Linked DNA regions of Homo sapiens: region 2 is linked to region 1. Evidence: read pairs that join two places in POLR2A ChIA-PET (ENCODE). Cell type or tissue: IMR-90. All regions are shown on one strand. Each heading gives the region's core, and the rest is flanking DNA. Links, peaks and the distances in the headings are about the cores only. Region 1 overlaps PRKCE (protein kinase C epsilon). Region 2 overlaps SRBD1 (S1 RNA binding domain 1).

What was found. ChIA-PET counts read pairs that join two places held together with the same protein. Peaks named below come from ENCODE experiments on the same cell type or tissue, not always from the same donor. Only the 100,000 strongest peaks of a DNase experiment are listed, where the experiment ranks them.
Region 2: POLR2A ChIA-PET joins it to region 1 with 5 read pairs; 7 of 35 experiments call an interaction of 5 or more read pairs at or near these places.

What each region holds. Positions count from the first base shown.
Region 1 is chr2:45,661,453-45,670,206 of GRCh38, forward strand. All of the region lies in intron 1 of PRKCE (protein kinase C epsilon), which reads left to right. Among named protein-coding and RNA genes, the nearest start is that of PRKCE-AS1, 9.7 kb to the right of the region's middle. In IMR-90, for the core only: no CTCF peak of the experiment used is centred there; no DNase peak of the experiment used is centred there.
Region 2 is chr2:45,550,991-45,559,744 of GRCh38, forward strand. SRBD1 (S1 RNA binding domain 1) reads right to left here. Exons shown (of 21, transcript NM_018079.5): 11 at 2,633-2,740; 12 at 135-292. Among named protein-coding and RNA genes, the nearest start is that of SRBD1, 56 kb to the right of the region's middle. In IMR-90, for the core only: no CTCF peak of the experiment used is centred there; a DNase peak (open chromatin) is centred at 3,301.

The DNA of each region.
Region 1 (8,754 bases), core at 2,222-4,721:
GATTATATAAGAGAAGTGAGCCACTGCGCCTGGCTTCAAGAAGAGTTTTTTTTGTTTTGTTTTGTTTTTTGTTTTTTGTTTTTTTTTTTTTTTTTAGAAGGAGTCTCGCTCTGTCGCCCAGGCTGGAGTGCAATGGTGCCATCTTTACTCACTGCAAGCTCCGCCTCCCGGGTTCACACCATTCTTCTGCCTCAGCCTCCCGAGTAGCTGGGACTACAGGTGCCCGCCACCACGCCCAGCTAATTTTTTTTTTTTTTTTTGTATTTTTAGTAAGGAAGGGGTTTCACCATGTTAGCCATGATGGTCTCAATCTCCTCACCTCATGATCCACCCGCCTTGGCCTCCCAAAGTGCTGGAATTACAGGCGTGAGCTACTGTCCCCAGCCTAGAAGAGTTTTAAAAAATCATGATGAGTGAATCTAGAACTAATTATTGAGGAGAAAAATAGTCTTTGATTTTGCTTATGTCCTTTTTGAATAGATTTGTTTTTTCAGACTATGGCATCTTTTGTTGCCAGTCTTCTTTCCCCAGGCAGATATAAGCATCTCGTGAACAGGAAGTGTCCCCCTCTACCCCCCTTTAGCTCTCTGGGATCTGTCTTGTAGAAGCTCAAATAGTCAGTATTCTTTAATCAGACTGACTGAGTCTGTGCTCTTAGAAGTTCATCATTTGGTACAGTGCTGAAAAAGAAAGAATTCACAAAAGATTCAAAGCAGTGGACAGAGTAGTATATTCATTCATTGTTCTGGCCGTCCTTTCATTCACTGAGCAAATATTTATTGAATATGCCAGGTGCTATGCCCACTATGTCAAGAACTGGTCGTTGCTCTCAGAGAGCATACACTCTACTAGGAGACACGACATTAATCAAAGAATAACATAAATATATGATCTGTAAAATTACAACCGAGAAGCACAGCTTACTACAATCCTTTCAGAGCCTGGGGAAACCTAGATCTCACTTCTTCAGGACTGGATTGGCTAATTTTTTTTCTCTCTCTATGAAATGTATTGAATAGGGGAGTCAGGTGACTCCTATTAATTTCCCAGCTGTGAAATCAGGAGTTAGGATAGTCTAGATGCTCTGTAAAGGCACCTGTTAACAATGATCCTGACTCAGCTCCTGGACCCTACATTCTGGGCCTTGGCTACGGTTAACCTTCGCACCTGATAATAGTTTGTCTTTATTATTCTCCATGAAGTTTAGCCTTGTCTCCCCTGCAAAAGGGCCAGCTCCTGCTTTTTTTTTTCCCTCTTTGCCTTTCTTCTTTGTTGTGATCGAAATCACAAAGCTATTTTTGATAGCTTGCTTCTTTACCTACCTTTGTTCAAGGCCCACAAAAAATAAATTTAATTCTTAAATGGAGCCCTCTCTCTGTATCATTAAGCCACTCAAAGAGTACTCTGAAAACAAGCAAGCAAGCAAGCAAGCAAGCAAGCAGAATTCCTAGAATGTAAGGTGTATGAACCTATCTCCCTGCCTTCTGCACTGATGATTATCTCAACCAGTTTAGGTAGCTGAGAGAATCATCAATCAGCCATTAAAGATGGAGCATATAATTGACCAGCGTTTGCCAGATTGACTTTCAAGGAGTGGGAGCCTTATTTATTTTCAGGTCTCTGTGATCAAAGAGGTTGGGAAATGTTACAGAGTCAAATGCACATTAGTGTATTAAAGACTCAAGATGGTCTATCGCAAAGCGAGTTGTACACGTCTGTTTAACCAGATATGTCCCCAAAATATTTCATCATAGAATGCTTTTATTTGGGAAACATTAAGAACTCATGTTTTGTGGACATATTTTGAAAAACATTATAATTAGAAAAAAGAAATGGATATTCTCAAGTGGGCCATTCGGAAAATCAAGATTAACACCCTTTTATAAAACAGTGAATTTGAAGAACTGTGGGAATTCAAAGGAGAGGGGAATTAATGTGGGTTCTGCTAGTTGGCAGAGGCTTCTTGGTAATATTTTGAGCCAGGCCTTGAGGAAAATGGGATCTAAATAGACAGGGAAAGGAGCCCCTCTAAACTGGAAGAAGAATATAGAAAATGTTGGACAGCTCACGCCTGTAATCCCAGCACTTTGGGAGGCCGAGGCAGGCGGATCACAAGGTCAAGAGATCGAGACCATCCTGGCTAACACAGTGAAACCCCATCTCTACTAAAAATACAAAAAATTAGCCAGGCGTGGTGGCAGGCACCTGTAGTTCCAGCTACTTGGGAGGCTGAGGCAGGAGAATGGCATGAACCCAGGAGGCGGAAGTTGCAGTGAGCCGATGTTACGCCACTGCGCTCTAGCCTGGGTGACAGAGCGAGACTCCGTCTCAAAAAAAAAAAAGAAAATGTTGGACAGGCAGTTTTTAGCATTTTGTGTTATGAGGGCAGTCAGGAGACCAGTTAAGATTAAAGTAGGAATGCACTCCAGAAAAATTGCCCGATTAAAAAAACAAAAACCAAAACAAACTATCCAAAGAACGGGAACAGTAGCTAGAATGGATGTTCATTCATTAATCTATCCATTCATCTAGCCAACCAGCCATTCAACAAACATATATTGAGTACTTTCTATGTTCTAGGAACTTTGCTTGGAGCAAAGTGTTGAACAAAATCACTAGTGATATATTGAAGTTTTAATTATCCAGGAAATCTATGCTGACAATCTCACATGCTGCATTTCCAATTAATTTTCTTTTGTTTGTTTATTGATAGGTCTGATAGGGATGGAGAATAACTTTGTAGCATCCTTCATGTCATTGGATAGTGGTTTGTCCAAGTTCACAGATCTAAAACTAGTAGAATGGGCTTTGGAGTTAGTCCTCGGTTTGAAATCTAGTTTTATCAGTTTTGGCTGCATATTGGACAAATAATTTAGCCTATATGTACCAGTCTCCTCATCCATAAAATGGGAATAATAGCTACCTTATAGCAAGTTTGCGATCAATGGTTAACTACTTATTATTGGTAATTATCTGTGATTAATGTTTATTATTAGATGCAGGTAAAATTGTGCTTCTGTTTGGGGATTTTATTAGTAATAACCAACTGAAGGGTTGCCAGTAAAACCTTTCCAGTCCTTATGTCCCTCCCTCTTGGAAATGAATGAGCAACAGGAGTTGGGTTTGCTATATTCCAAGTGTACAGAACTACAATTTCACACTTGGTTCTTTTTAAACAGCTCCTAGGGTGGGAGGTGAGGGGAACATGGATTACCTTCCCTTGGACTGGCTTCTGTCTTAGTCACTGGGGACATCTGTCTCATTGCTCCCTTTTGTGTATTTGAAAAGCTGAGACATTGTTGCATTTTGACCTGAACATCCTCTGCATTAGCTTGTGGGCCTAGTGTGGTAACTGAGGCTTAAGGCTTTTTTTCACATCCCATTTTGTGTGGTCCAGGTGTATATCCCATTTCTCTGGGCCAAAGCATCTGACTTCATTTTCCTACCATGTGAGTCTTATATATGCCCAACCTCTAATGCAGTGCACACTGATTGTTCAGTTGTCCTGGGCCAAATTTGGGCAGTGCACAAAGGTGCTGCCTTTAGAGAGCAAAGCTTTGCTTTCCACCACGATGTTGGAATTGCTAAAGAGTAACAAGAGTTGAAGCATAGCCAGCCTTCTGAAAAGATTACTGTACTCTCAGTGAGGAAATATGCATTTACTTGTAATTGTTAAGAGCCTTGATCTTTAAGCTCGGATTTCATTTTACATAATTTACATTTAAGTAACAAAAATATATGTGGCAAGTAGAAGAGGATCACTTCTCAGAAATTGCTTTTTCTTCTTCTTTGCAACCATAGAAATCCTTTTCTTCCTTTAAAACATTCAGAATTCACCCAAGAGCAGGAGGTCTTGTTCTTCTGCTTTGTAGCTTTGTGACTTTGAGAAAATTCACTTAACCTCCTCAAACTTCTGTTTGCTAATTTAAAAAAAGGGTTAATAACAGTCATCTTTTGCAGTTTGTTGAGTTGCTGTGAGGATTAAATAAGATAGATGTAGGTGAAATGTTTGGGCATTTAAGTAAGCATCAACTCTCTGCCCCAGTTGATGAGCAACTGTGAGCTTCTGCAGAGTCACCACGTCTTGAAGTAGAAAAAAAAGTTTCTCTTTGGTACCCATGCTCCTTTGTCTTCTTTGCTTCTTCATGACACCATCCTATTTCTCTTGCAGGTGCACTGAGCCCAGAGTTGCCAGAGGAAATACAGGATGCTCAGTTAAATTTGAATTGCAGGTAAACAATGAATACTTTTTTTTCTATAGATATGTCCTAGGTATTGCATGGGACATTCTTATACTACAAAAGTATTTGTTGTTCATATGCAATTCAAATTTAGCTTGGCCTTCGATTTTTCTTTGCTAAAGCTGGCAACCTAGGCTTCTGCTTCCCACTACCCCAATAATGAAACATGCCCAGGAATGGATCTGCTTGTCCTCTTGTCCCTGTGAGGGCAGAGGAGGGAAACGTAGCCTCTTGTTAAAATAATTCCAGCCTTGGTGTAAGTAGGTAACATATTTTTGATGAGGGACCCCTTTCTAGGGCTTCTAGAGTCATGGAGAAGGCCTCCTACCTTAACGTTTGAAGTTTATTCCCTGCCATTAGCCTGCTACAGGACCGCTTCCTTCTCCTCCCCTGATGGTGAATATCAGGGCTCTGTTCATAGAAGGTGCACAATTCCTGGCCATGACTACCTAGCTGGTTTTAAAAAATATTTCCTTCGTTTTAGAAAAGAATATCCCATTTAAGCTCCAGGTGCCTGAGTACTAATTCATGGAGACAGCTATAGGAGGGGTTTTTATATCTTTATTAGTCTGGTTCCCTGGAATCCAGGGGATTTGTGTATGAGTTGTGTGGGGATCATGGCACTAAATACCCTTCCGGTTGCTCAGAACCCACCATTGTCTCCTGCCAGCCCCAGTTGCCTACATAGTGAAGTCTGCTCATCCCTCCAGACATCCAGGGCCCTGTGTGGTTTGCACCTCCCCGGCTTCCATTTTCTGCCAGGTGGATCTCTTATCCTCTGGGGTAGGAACCTTCTGCTTGAGGGCTTGTTTCTAACTTTCATACCCAAACTCTTTCTATCCCTTCTTTGTGCTCTGCTCTCCCATATCCCCATCCCTGGGATACTCTAACCAGCCATCCAAATCCCCTTCTCTTTGGGCGATCATTCCCAGAATTCTCCAGGCTACAGCTCTTTTGGCTCTTGGAATTGCGGTAACATTTACTGTTTGTGCCCTCCGTTTAAAATTACTGATGCCCAGTGTTGATGCTTTCTCTCTTTTCTTTAGCAGACACAGAAGAGGTCTGTTCCTGAGGGTAAAACTCCTGCCTTTTTGTGCTAATGCTTGGCATATTGCCCCACACATAACAGATGCTTGATTGGTTAAATTTAAAAACAAATTTATTTAAGTGGGGGTCTTCCTCTGTCACCCAGGCTAGAATGCAGTGGTGTGATCATAACTCACTGCAACCTTGAACTCATGGGGTCAAGGGATCCTCTTGCCTCAGCCTCCCAAGTAGCTGGGATTATAGGCACACACTACCATGCCTAGCTAATTTTTAAAAGTTTTTTGTAGAGGCTGGGTACAGTGGCTCATGCCTGTAATCCCAGCACTTTGGGAGGCCGGGGCGGGCGAATCACCTGAGGTCAGGAGTTCGAGACCAGCCTGGCCAACATGGTGAAACCCCATCTCTACTAAAAATACAAAAAGTAGCCGGATGTGGTGGCACACACCTGTAATCCCAGCTACTTGGGAGGCTGAGGCACGAGAATAGCTTGAACCCTGGAGGGGGAGGTTGCGGTGAGCCGAGATCACACCACTGCACTCCAGCCTGGGTAACAGGTTGAGACTCTGTCTCAAAAAAAAATTTTTTTTTATCGAGATGGAGTCTCACTGTGTTCCCCAGGCTGATCTCAAACTCCTGGCATCAAGTGATCCTCTCACTTCGGCCTCCCAAAGTGCTGGGATTATAGGCGTGAGCCACCATGCCCAGCCTGGTTAAGTAAAATTTTAACATGAATTTATAATATTGATCTAAATAATAGACTTCCTTTGGGTATTTGCACTAGGGTATTCTCCTTTCTTCCATAACTGAAGAGAGTGTAGTATTGTAAAAAAAATTGCATGCACGCACACACCTGTATGAACTTTAAAAAAGGAAAAGGCCAACACATGAGGAGGATTTTTATCTTTTACTTCAGCATTATTGTTAAAAATTAGTTATGTTTATTTTTTAGAGCAGTTTTAGGTTTATAAAAAAATAGGGCAGAAAGTACTGAGTTCCCATATACCCCCTCACCTCCACACCTAGTTTTCCTTGTTATTATATATGTTTTAACTTCAAAAAAAAAAAAGTGAAAAAGGATGCAGCACAACCACCAGATATGGAACCAAGTGGCACTGTGGTTAAGTGGAAGGGCTTTATATGACAGGGAGATGGATTCTAATCCTGGTCCCACCACTGAACCAGTCGTGTGACCTTTTGACAAGTTGTGTAACCTCTCTGAGGTTTCTTCATCTGTAAAACTAAGTCAGTACTATCTATCTAATTGTGTTTGAAATAAATAATATAATGCATAGAAAGTGCATAGAAAAGTTCTTGTCACGGCTGGGCACGGTGGCTTATGTCTGGAATCCCAGCACTTTGAGAGGCCGAGGCGGTTGTATCACTTGAGGTCAGGAGTTCGAGACCAGCCTGGCCAACATGGAGAAACCCCGTCTGTACTAAAAATACAAAAATTAGCCGGGGATGGTGGTGAGCGCCTGTACTCTCAGCTACTCAGGAGGCTGAGGCAGGAGAATCGCTTGAACCTGGGAGGTGGAAGCTGCAGTGACTGAGATGGCGCCAATGCACTCCAGCCTGGGTGAGAAAAGTGCTTGTCATGTGATAGAACACACAAAAATGTTTGCTATTGCTATTATAATACTATTGTAAAATATAAATTGTGGATGATGTGGTTTGGGACTGAAGATATTGTCGAAGAATCCATTTGGTTTATAATTCTTTATGTCCGACAGTTACTTGGGGCTAGGGGTTGCTTGTCATCTCAGTGGTGTGTCCTAGACGGATGGTCTTTCTCCTTATAATGAGTTACATAGGAAATGGCTGTGGTTTGCCAAATGTCTATTTGCTGCCCACTGTCAAGCATTTATAGGCTAGCATATATTCATAAAGTACTACATTCACAGTTTGCTAGTTCACTTTTCACCCTCTCGGTGCTAATGAGCTGTGTGACCTTGATGAAGCTGAAACCTCTCTGAGCTCCAGCTTCCTCAGCTGTAAAATGGGAATAGTCACATTGGCCCTGCTTATCTCACGGAGTTGTGAGACTCATTTAATATGCATCCGAAAAGAAAAACATGTCACACACATGTAAGTAATAGTGATGAACCACTTTGGGATTCAGGGAGGGGGACGGCCCTTTCGTATACAGTTTACAAATGGAGAAACCGAGGATAAAGGGTGCCTCTTGGTAGGGACTAGAATGGGACTCAGACCTTATTTCCCCAAGTCCCTGATCACACTAAGCAACATTTGGGTTTCTTAGCCAAATAGTCTGCCTCATTCTTTCACATTGTTGGGACTGAAGATTTAAAATTAATCTGTGGGTTTTGTTTCTAGGAAACTTGTGTCTTAGAAGCCCACCCCCTCACACAAGAGAACGTGTCTCTTTCTCATTGCTTCCTTATCCCTACTTGGCTCTTTAAAAATTTTTCTTTATCACTGCTTATCATATGACTGTGCACAGACAACCGTAAAGCCAACTATTTTAAGGGGAAAAGGGGAGGAAGACAGATAAGACAGTGATTCAGAAACAAGCAGGAAAATGGAGTCATGTGGCTGTCCCCTTGTGGGTGGGATTTACAGCAGTGTTTTAGACTAAGAAAGCCTCCTTTTCGCCTGGAGAATGAATTAGGCCCATCAGGAATGTGTTTTAGAACCCGGAGGGAGCACTCCTTCACAAGTCTCTCATGTGGCCAGCCTCAGTGCTGGGCTGTGTTCTCTTACCGCGCAGCGTGGCTGAAGCCTCTGCTCTGTGCCTGGGACTGGACTGAGCTTGATACAGTGGGGGCTCCAATAGAGAGGTCCTGGTGCTTGTCCCCAAGGTATAAAAAAGGGAGAAATGGCTACTTGAAAAGACTGATCTGATCACATCAGTTTCAGGGAGGGCAGGAAGAAACTAGGCCTTGTCCTACTCTGTTCGTAGAAATATAAATTAGCGGCACCTTTTTGGAAAGCAAAAAGGTAGTATCTGTGAAAATTAAAATGTATATCGGCCGGGCATGGTGGCTCATGCCTGTAATTCCAGAACTTGGGGAGGCCAAGGTGGGCGTATCACTTGATGTCAGGAGTTCAAGACCAGCCTGGCCAACATGGCGAAACCCCGTCTCTACTAAAAATACAAAAATTAGCCAGGCATGGAGGCAGGTGCCAGTAATCCCAGCTATTTTGGGGGCTGAGGCACGAGAATCACTTGAACCCAGGAGGCAGAGGTTGCAGTGAGCTGAGATTGCACCACTGCACTCCAGCCTGGGCAACAGAGTGAGACTCAGTCTCAAAATAAAATAAAATAAAATTTATATAATCAAGACGATCAAGTCTGTTATTAGTTATCAGTCATACATAGATGTGTGACGCACTAATATTATTTAAGTAATTTGCCTCTGCTAGCTGAAGAGGTGGCTCTATGGACACCCCCACCCAGTAAGTCGGCCGCGTGCCTTCTCTAATGGGATTTGAATTTTAGGAAAGT
Region 2 (8,754 bases), core at 2,157-4,656, 110 kb before region 1:
ACACCCCTGTATGTGAGAAAACCACTTTTTAAGCCTTTAAAATTAACATTATTTCCAAATCCTCATGAAATGTATGAAGTGAAACTTATAACCAACCAAACAACTTTTACATGGAAAATTGCAAGACAACTTACTAGTAGGAGAAATTATAGCTAATTTGCAACCATGTTTATAACCAGGATCCACTCCCATTAAGGTGCGCCCTGGAACAGGGCTTGTTAAAAGGAGCTGACGAAGGTTCCGTCCAAACATCATTACTGATTCCTTCTCTGCATCTGATGTTAGTTTGGCTCTTTAGAAATAGAAGAAAAGAAAAAGTTTTTCATTCACCCAAATTTTCTTTCCAGAAAAGGAGCAGAATTCATTTTGTACAATTATTTCTCAAAGGATAATTTATTATAACAATATAACTTAAGAGAAAAATATACAAAAATTATATTGAGTCTATTTTCACTAATCACAGTAATATGATACCACAAGCAATTCTGAAGCAAGTCTTGTAAGTTTATCATACCTACATTACCTCTCTATCTGCTCTCTACTGTATATAAAACCCATATTTATAAATATGTGTATATGTGAGAAAGACAGAGAGTGTACGCACATTTGAATGTCACATGGGATGCAAACAAAAGTAGGCACAGTGGGCAGGGAGAAAATATCCCGGACAATGGAAACAGCATATGTAAAGGCTCATGGCTCATCATAGAAACAGCAAGTAATTTCGTATGCTAAAGTAAAAAGAAACAGCGAGACAGAAGTAGAGGCAAGAAAAAAACAGATCACAAAGGGTCATGCATGTTCTTCTCAAGAGCTTGGATTCTATCCTGGAGACAAACAAGATCAGCTGAAAGAAGTATACAAGCATGAAATTGTGAGATGAGAATTTTGAAAGGGCGATTTGTAATATGCATTGGAAAAGACAAGACAGAAGACCAAGATCATCTATGACGCTAGTTCAGTAATCCAGACAAAAAATGATGATGTCCTGAATTAAGACAGTCACCACGGAGATAAAGGGGAGGAAAAATTCAAGTTATAATAAAAGATGGCAAAATAGATAGCACTTTGTAACTGACAATGTAGAACTGATGACAGAGATAGATGTGAAAAATGACACATGGATGAATGATCATGACAGTCACGGGAATAAGATATGCAGACGTAGGCTATGCATAGTATACAGTCAACCAAATTAAGTGACTGCAAAATAAAATGGTCTAAAAAACAAACCAAGTGGGAGTGTCCTCCTCTTTAACTGCTATTCAGGTTAAGTATTCCTATCAGGAGGCGTATCTGTAGATAATACCTGCAAACTAACTTATAAACTGAAATAAGTTATATTATTTTAACCATGGGCATTTTAGAAAAAGAAAGAGAAAGTACTCTTGCTTATCTACTGCTAATGGAATTCAGAAACAGTTTATACATTAAATGATCCCACATCAAACTGTTTACATTAAACCTTGATGAAATTATTCCACATGCAGTGAAGCTACTCAAATCAAAAATATATGCAAAAAATGTCAAAAGTGCCACTAGACATAAGCAACATGAGAAAACAATAAAAAGAAAAACATACAAAAAGAAATTGAAATTTTAAATAACATAATTTTTTCCTTCAGGAAGAACCAAATTCCTAATTTTTAAAGTGTATGCCCTAGCTCTCAAAAGCAAGCGATGTTAGACAGCTTGAAGTGAAATACAATTCTAAAAGGAACAATATTTTTAGGCTACATCTAGGCTAAAATGGATGTAACAAGAGATTAAATGACTTTGGTAAAAAGAAATTGGACAACAGGACTATGTGTCTTTTTTAATAGTACCTGCTCACTCCCTGCTCTGAACCCATCTTAATTCAATGGTCAAGTCCAGCAAAAGAGAAACAAGCCCTACATAGGCTGCTAAAAATTCTAGAGAGGTTGAAGAGATGGCTACAAAACTACAGTTTTCAAGTAGCCCTTGCTGAAACCTACAAAGAAATGAGAATGAAGATAATCTATAATATTTTGGAAGGAATGAATTAGGGAATGTCTAGTTTCTAAAGATTGGGTGCAAAAACAAGGGTTACAGAGAAGCAAGAGAGAGGAGTTTTGCCTCCCTACATTTCTTTTCTTTCCATCTTCTGTCCTGAAAACAATTCTGCACCTCACCTCTTTTGCAGTTTTCATCTATATTACTTAGTCCTTCTATTAGTCCGTTCACATTGCCATTTTAATAATCTCCTAATATTTATCATTGCTGATAATTTTTCATCCAAATAACTCCCATTTGGAGTTAAAAACAAAGTAATTGATTCATCATGTACCCTACTGATTTCCTTATGCTTTCTTTGGCTCTCTTACCTCTAAAAACTGCCTCCAGCTGCAAGACTAGTATTGCAGGATTTCAAGGGGTACACATTAAGTGGTCAAGATTTGAAAAACATATCATAATTAAGAACTATTTTTATGATCTATGCATGTGAATGCATCTACAGATTGAAATCAAGCCTTAACTTTAACACTTTGTGATGCTGACTAAATTCTTTCGATTGGTTAATCAATCAACAAACATTAGCTACACACTGTAATGGTACTAGTATCATATAACAATAATCAGTACACAAAATTAAACAAGACAAGATATATACCTGAATTCTCTACAGAGAAGAGGATAAATAAGGCGTTTAAAGGAATCATTCAGTGAATTATATAAGATCTTCATTAACTCTGGCCTTGCAAAGCTACGTGGTCTCCACCTGCAAAACAGAAAAGCCCACACTAAAACTGATGCAACAATAAATAAGGCCATAAAAAGGCTCCCAAAAAGAAGGGAGATGGAATACAGAAGCGGGGAAAACCTTTATTGAAGCCAAAGTAACATAATCTGTGAGGAAAGGCTGTGGTATCTGAAAATTATTACTATGACATCTGGAGTTTTTATTTTAAAAATCCTAGTAACTATCTATGGTCAGATATAAAACAAGGAAAAAATTTCCTCTTCAGTAAAGGGTCTCCAAAGCATTATTAATAATGGCCAAAATCTTAAGATACAAGAAAGTCACCAAAAAATTATTACACCACTGCTACAGACTGAATTGTGTCCCTCCCCATATCCATACCTTGAAGATGGGGCTTTTGGGGGATAATCAGGTTTAGATGAAGTCATAAGGGTGGGGCTCTCAGGATGGAATCAGTGCCCTGATAAGAAGAGATAACAGAGGGCTTGCTCTTTCTCTCTCTTTCTCAACCATGTGAGGACACAGCAAGAATGCAGCTGTCTACAAGCCAAGGAGGGCAGCCCTCACCAGAAAATGAATCAGCTGGCATTTTGATCTTGGACTTCTCAGCCTCCAGAACTATGAGAAAATAAATTACTCCGGTTGAAGCCACATAGTCTGTGGTATTTTGTTATGTTAGTCCAAGTTAAGACAGCCACTGTATCCTTTTTTCCCCCTTTCTTTATCTCTTTCTGAGAGTTAAAGTAGACTGAGCAAAGCAGAAACTCTGTTTCAACCCTTGCCTCTTGCCATTTCTGAGAACTTACTCTATTGCTCAGGCCACAATGCTCTACCAGGCAACATCTGCATATGTAATGAGGACTATAAATGCCACAGAACCAATTGTTAATGAACACTGGGGAAAGAATAGAAGAGAAAATCACAAGCTAAAAGGACAAATGTAGCCTCACTGAAACGGTCCCTATAAACCTTATAAAATTAATCAGGAAAGAAAGGAGGGCTAGAAATGAAAATAAACCAAGCTGGCAGCACATTCAGCATTAATCATGAGGTCAGCTCACTCTCTGACCTGCTTCCTCATAGTTGTTTGGTGCCTACTGTCCTAGAATCACACAGACCCTGTTACTAGATTATAGCTCCCCTTAACTGCTCTATAGGTAACAACCTGAACATTATGAAATGTTAAGTTTTCCATTTGAATACTCTTTCAGGTCCTGTGTACCAATGAAACTACTGACATCAGCTACTATGAAAGACTCCCACCAAGAAGCTGACTCACCAAACAGTACAGTTTCCATATGCTGATGATTTTATCCCCCTTACCCCAACCAATCAAAGACCACAAATTTCCAGCTCCTTTCCCTCCACGATCCCCTTAAAAATCCTAGCCCAGGCTGGGCACAGTAACTCACATCTGTAATCCCAGAGTATGGCCTTCCAGAGGCCAAAGTGGGAGGATCACTTGGAGTTCAAGACTAGTCTGGGCAACATAGCCAGACCTTGTCTCTACAAAAAATAAAAATTTAGCTGGATGTGTTGGTGTGTGCCTGTAGTCCCTGCTACTTAGAAGGCTGAAGCAGGAGGATCACTTGAGCCCAGGAGGTTGAAGCTGTAGTAAGCCATGATGCACCACTGCACTACAGCTAAGCAACAGAGACCCTTTCTTAAAAACAAAAACAAAACAAACAAAAAAAACCCAGCCCAGAATTTTTTGGAAAAATGGATTTCAAGGCCTCCTCCCATCTCTTCACTCAGTGCCCTGCAATCATTAAACCCTTTTTTTTTTTTTTTTTTTTGAGACGGAGTCCTGCTCTGTCGCCCAGGCTGGAGTGCAGTGGCGCGATCCCGGCCCACTGCAACCTCCACCTCCTGGGTTCATGCCATTCTCCTGCCTCAGCCTCCTGAGTAGCTGGGACTACAGGCGCCACCATACCCGGCTAATTTTTTGTTTTTGTATTTTTAGTAGAGATGGGGTTTCACTGTATTAGCCAGGATGGTCTCGATCTCCTGACCTCGTGATCTGCCCATGTCAGCCTCCCAAAGTGCTGGGATTGCAGGCGTGAGCTACCTCGCCAGGCCCATTAAACTCTTTTCTCTGCTACAAACCCTGCTGTCTTGGTGTATTAGTCTGTTACGGCACAGTGGGCATATAAACCTGTTGGTCCTATGATACTATCCATTCTGTGTTTTCATCCATCTACAGCATCTCTGCCCTTGCCCTCTTGAATGAAAACCATTAACAAAATATTAATTAATATTACCTTAAGGGTACTCTCATCCCCTTTACTTATCTTAGGCTAGGAAATGAACTACATTTCACTGAACAAACATTTAAGCACTTACAATGTTTTATTCCAAAGATTACATAATAGCAACTAACTGAATCTCTTCCATAGAAAGTGTCATACAGTTTTTAAATTTTAGTGGAAGTGCTTTTAGGCAGGATATACATCCTTCCTTCCACCTAAATCCCTGCTGCTCCCTACTGTAACATTTGCCTGAAGGAATTAGGGATACAGAGGAGTAGGATTTCTCTACTCCATTGAAAAAAGGCATGAATTCAACAAACACACCTTTTTTCAATGAAACAAATATCTAAACAAATGTATGGCACAATAAATGTAAAAACAGAAATAAATGTTAAAGATATGAAGAGCTCAAAAGCAGAAGTGACAGCAAACAGCAGTATAATATACTAGTTAAAAGTATGATCTGTTCTGCTCTATGCTCTATTACTTTTTTTTTTTTTTTTTTTTTTTTTTTGAGACAGAGTCTCATCTCATTCTGTCACCCAGGCTGGAGTGCAGAGGCACAATCTTGGCTCATTGCAACCTCCACCTCCCAGGTTCAAGCCATTCTCCTGCCTCAGCCTCCCGAGTAGCTGGGACTACAGACGTGCGCCATCCCGCCCAGCTAATTTTTGTATTTTTAGCAGAGACAGGTTTTCACCACTTTGTGCAGGCCAGTCTCGAACTGCTGACCTCAAGTGATCTACCTGCTTTGGCCTCCCAAAGTGCTGGGATTATAGGCGTGACCCACCATGTCTGGCCTTGCTCTATGTTCATGGTGGATTTACTTAAGTATATCTGTGCTACTATTTCTTCATCAGTAAAATGGGAGTAATAATAGTCTACTTCATTGAATTGTTGTGAGTTAACATAAGCAAGGGACTTATAATGGTGCCTAATACATTCTATGTAAGTTTTTGCTGCTGCTGCTGCTGCTGTTATTATTAATATGGGGAATCCAATGTCAAGAAAGACTTCCCAAAAGAAACATCTGAGATAGGTTTTTTTAATGAATTGTAGTTTGCCAAGCAAGACAAAAGAATAAGGGCATTCTGGGAAGAAATTATAGCATATGTAAAAGCTTAGAGGCATGAAAAAGCACGGTAAATTGAAGTAACTATAAGGTTAGCGCTTCTAGGAAATAAAGTGGCAAGATCAACAGGAGGAAAGATGAGGGTAGAAAATGTGGCAGTGGCTGGATCATAAAGGGTCTTATACACAAAGCTATGGAGCCTGACGAGGTAGGAGAGAGAACATAGTCCTGAATCATGCAACAGTATGCTAGACAGATAGTCCTTAGAGGTAGGAAGACCCTAACAGAGGGATTTGTTTTAATGTATGTATCTGATTTGTCTCCTAAGGTGTTGCCCTTTAAGCCACTGCTTGCAGGAAAAAGCCAGAAATCTTAAATATCACCTACCCATACCCTCTCAAACCCCCAGTAGTCTTCTTCAAGTCTCAAGATCCTCCCTTGGCTTGGACTGCTCTCCTCCCCTTCCTGGAACAGAGAGCTATGGGTCTATTTAATACTTGAGGATGCCTCAATCATGCCCATTCAGTTGAACTTTAGACCACTAGACCCAGCCCTGAAAGAGAACAGCTACATTCATTTCCTACATTATAGAAACTCCTTTTTGCTCCTTACACCAAAACAATTCCTGCCCTTCACCGGCTTCCTGGGATTTATTGAAGGCACTTAGCATACTAAGGAACCTGAAATAGTATAGTAAATTCACAAACCCTGTTGCTTAAATCTTTAAACTTAAAGAAAATATGATGGGTTTGCCTTACAGGAAGTCATCTCAAAACTTGATTCTTCCTCTAATTCAACAGTTAAATACATCTGAATAAAACTAAGGAGGACTCACTTAAACCAAATATACATTGCAAAACACATGCTATGTATGTTGCATACAATGAAGCACAAAACTGAGGTGAGGGATCACAAACTCCTCCAAAGAAATATTCTCCACTTTGGCAAAGAAATATGCTCTCCCAACTTCATATATATAAGATAAAGACAGGCTCTCTCCACTGGGCTTTCTTTTTTCCACATTTAAAGTAGAGACAGTTTCCCTTAAACCTACTACATGAAAAACAGCAGCACAATTTTAGGGAGAATAAAAATTAACTTATCAAGTCAAAGACACAAAAATCTGCAAACTCAAAAGACAAGTTCTGAAGCCAGGTGTGGTGGTGCATGCCTGCAGTCCCAGCTAATTTGAAGGCTGAGGCAGAAGGATTGTTTAAATCCAGGAGTTTGAGACCAGCCTGAGCAACATAGTGAGATAATGTCTCTAAAAAGAAGTTTTCTTAATTTTTTAAAAAAAATTTCCTTAGATACGTTTTTATTTAGAGAGCAAATGCAGAAACTTAAATTACTGAGGTTCTCACAAACACAGCAACTATTTCAGCATCTAAAAAGCTTAGAAATCCTCTTCATACTTATCTTGTACTAGTAACATACAATTCCAAATGAGGAATTGTTCATTTGCTGAATCTGGACCTAAATATTAGTTTTAATACTAATACATTAGCTTTAAATTATTCCTTGTTATGCTAATTAACTTATGTAATGACAAGACTGCCATTTAAATCACTATTTGCCCTATTACATAGTTCTTAATATATTTATAGTGTGATAGTAACTATATCATCTACCTTATTGTTCAAGCCACACAATTATTTTTTTTTTTTTTTTTTTTTTTGAGATGGAGTTTCACTCTTGTCACCCAGGCTGGAGTGCAATGGCGCAATCTCGGCTCACTGCAACCTCCACCTCCTGGGTTCAAGCAATTCTCCTGCCTCAGCCTCCCAAGTAGCTGGGGTTACACGCATGCACCACCATGCCTGGTTAATTTTTGTATTTTGTGTAGAGACAGGGTTTCGCCATGTTGGTCAGGTTGGTCTCAAAGTCTTGAACTCCTGATCTCAGGTGATCCTCTCACCTTGGTCTCCCAAAGTGCTGGGATTACAGGCGTGAGCCACCACGCCCAGCCGCCACACAAATTTCATGCTTCACTTCACCTCTCCCTAACCAATCCACCCACCATTTAATCAGATACCTTGTCCTGCCCCTGTCTACCTCCTAAATATTGCCCAAATCTATCTACTTATTCCCTATTGCTACCACCCTAGTCTAAGCTACCATAATCTCTTGTGCCATATCTACTCTTGATTCCTTCCAAATAATTATCTACACTGTGGCCTGAGTGATCTTAAAATGCAATCTGATCATCACACTCCTGTATTTAAAATCCTTATTGGCTTCCCACCATCCTTAAAAGAAAAAAATCTTTAGCATACCTGAAAGCTATGTATGATCTAACCTGTGTCAACATCTCAATCTTCATTCCATGTCACTTCTCTTCCTTCTCCTTCTATCTCCAACCTACCTAGCTGTCAAGTCCACACTACTCAGGGCTCTGTTACAAGCACTTTTCTTCTTCTTACTACACTTTTCCTTCATAATCTCAACATACTCGTAATGATTTTCCCAGTGTTGTTCTCATTAAACTACGCTGTCATCATGGATAAGCAGTATATCTGTCTAATTTACAGGGGAATCTCCAAAATCTAGCACATAACTTGAATGGATAAGTACATACAGAAGAGGGTGAAGAAATAGGGAAAAAGAGAGTAAAAAAAGGAACTAGAAGATTCATCAAGTAAGCATTTCTAGTCATTCACATGTGCTTAAAGGAAAAAAAAAAGTTCTTTTGAGAATAATTTTTTAGGTCCTAG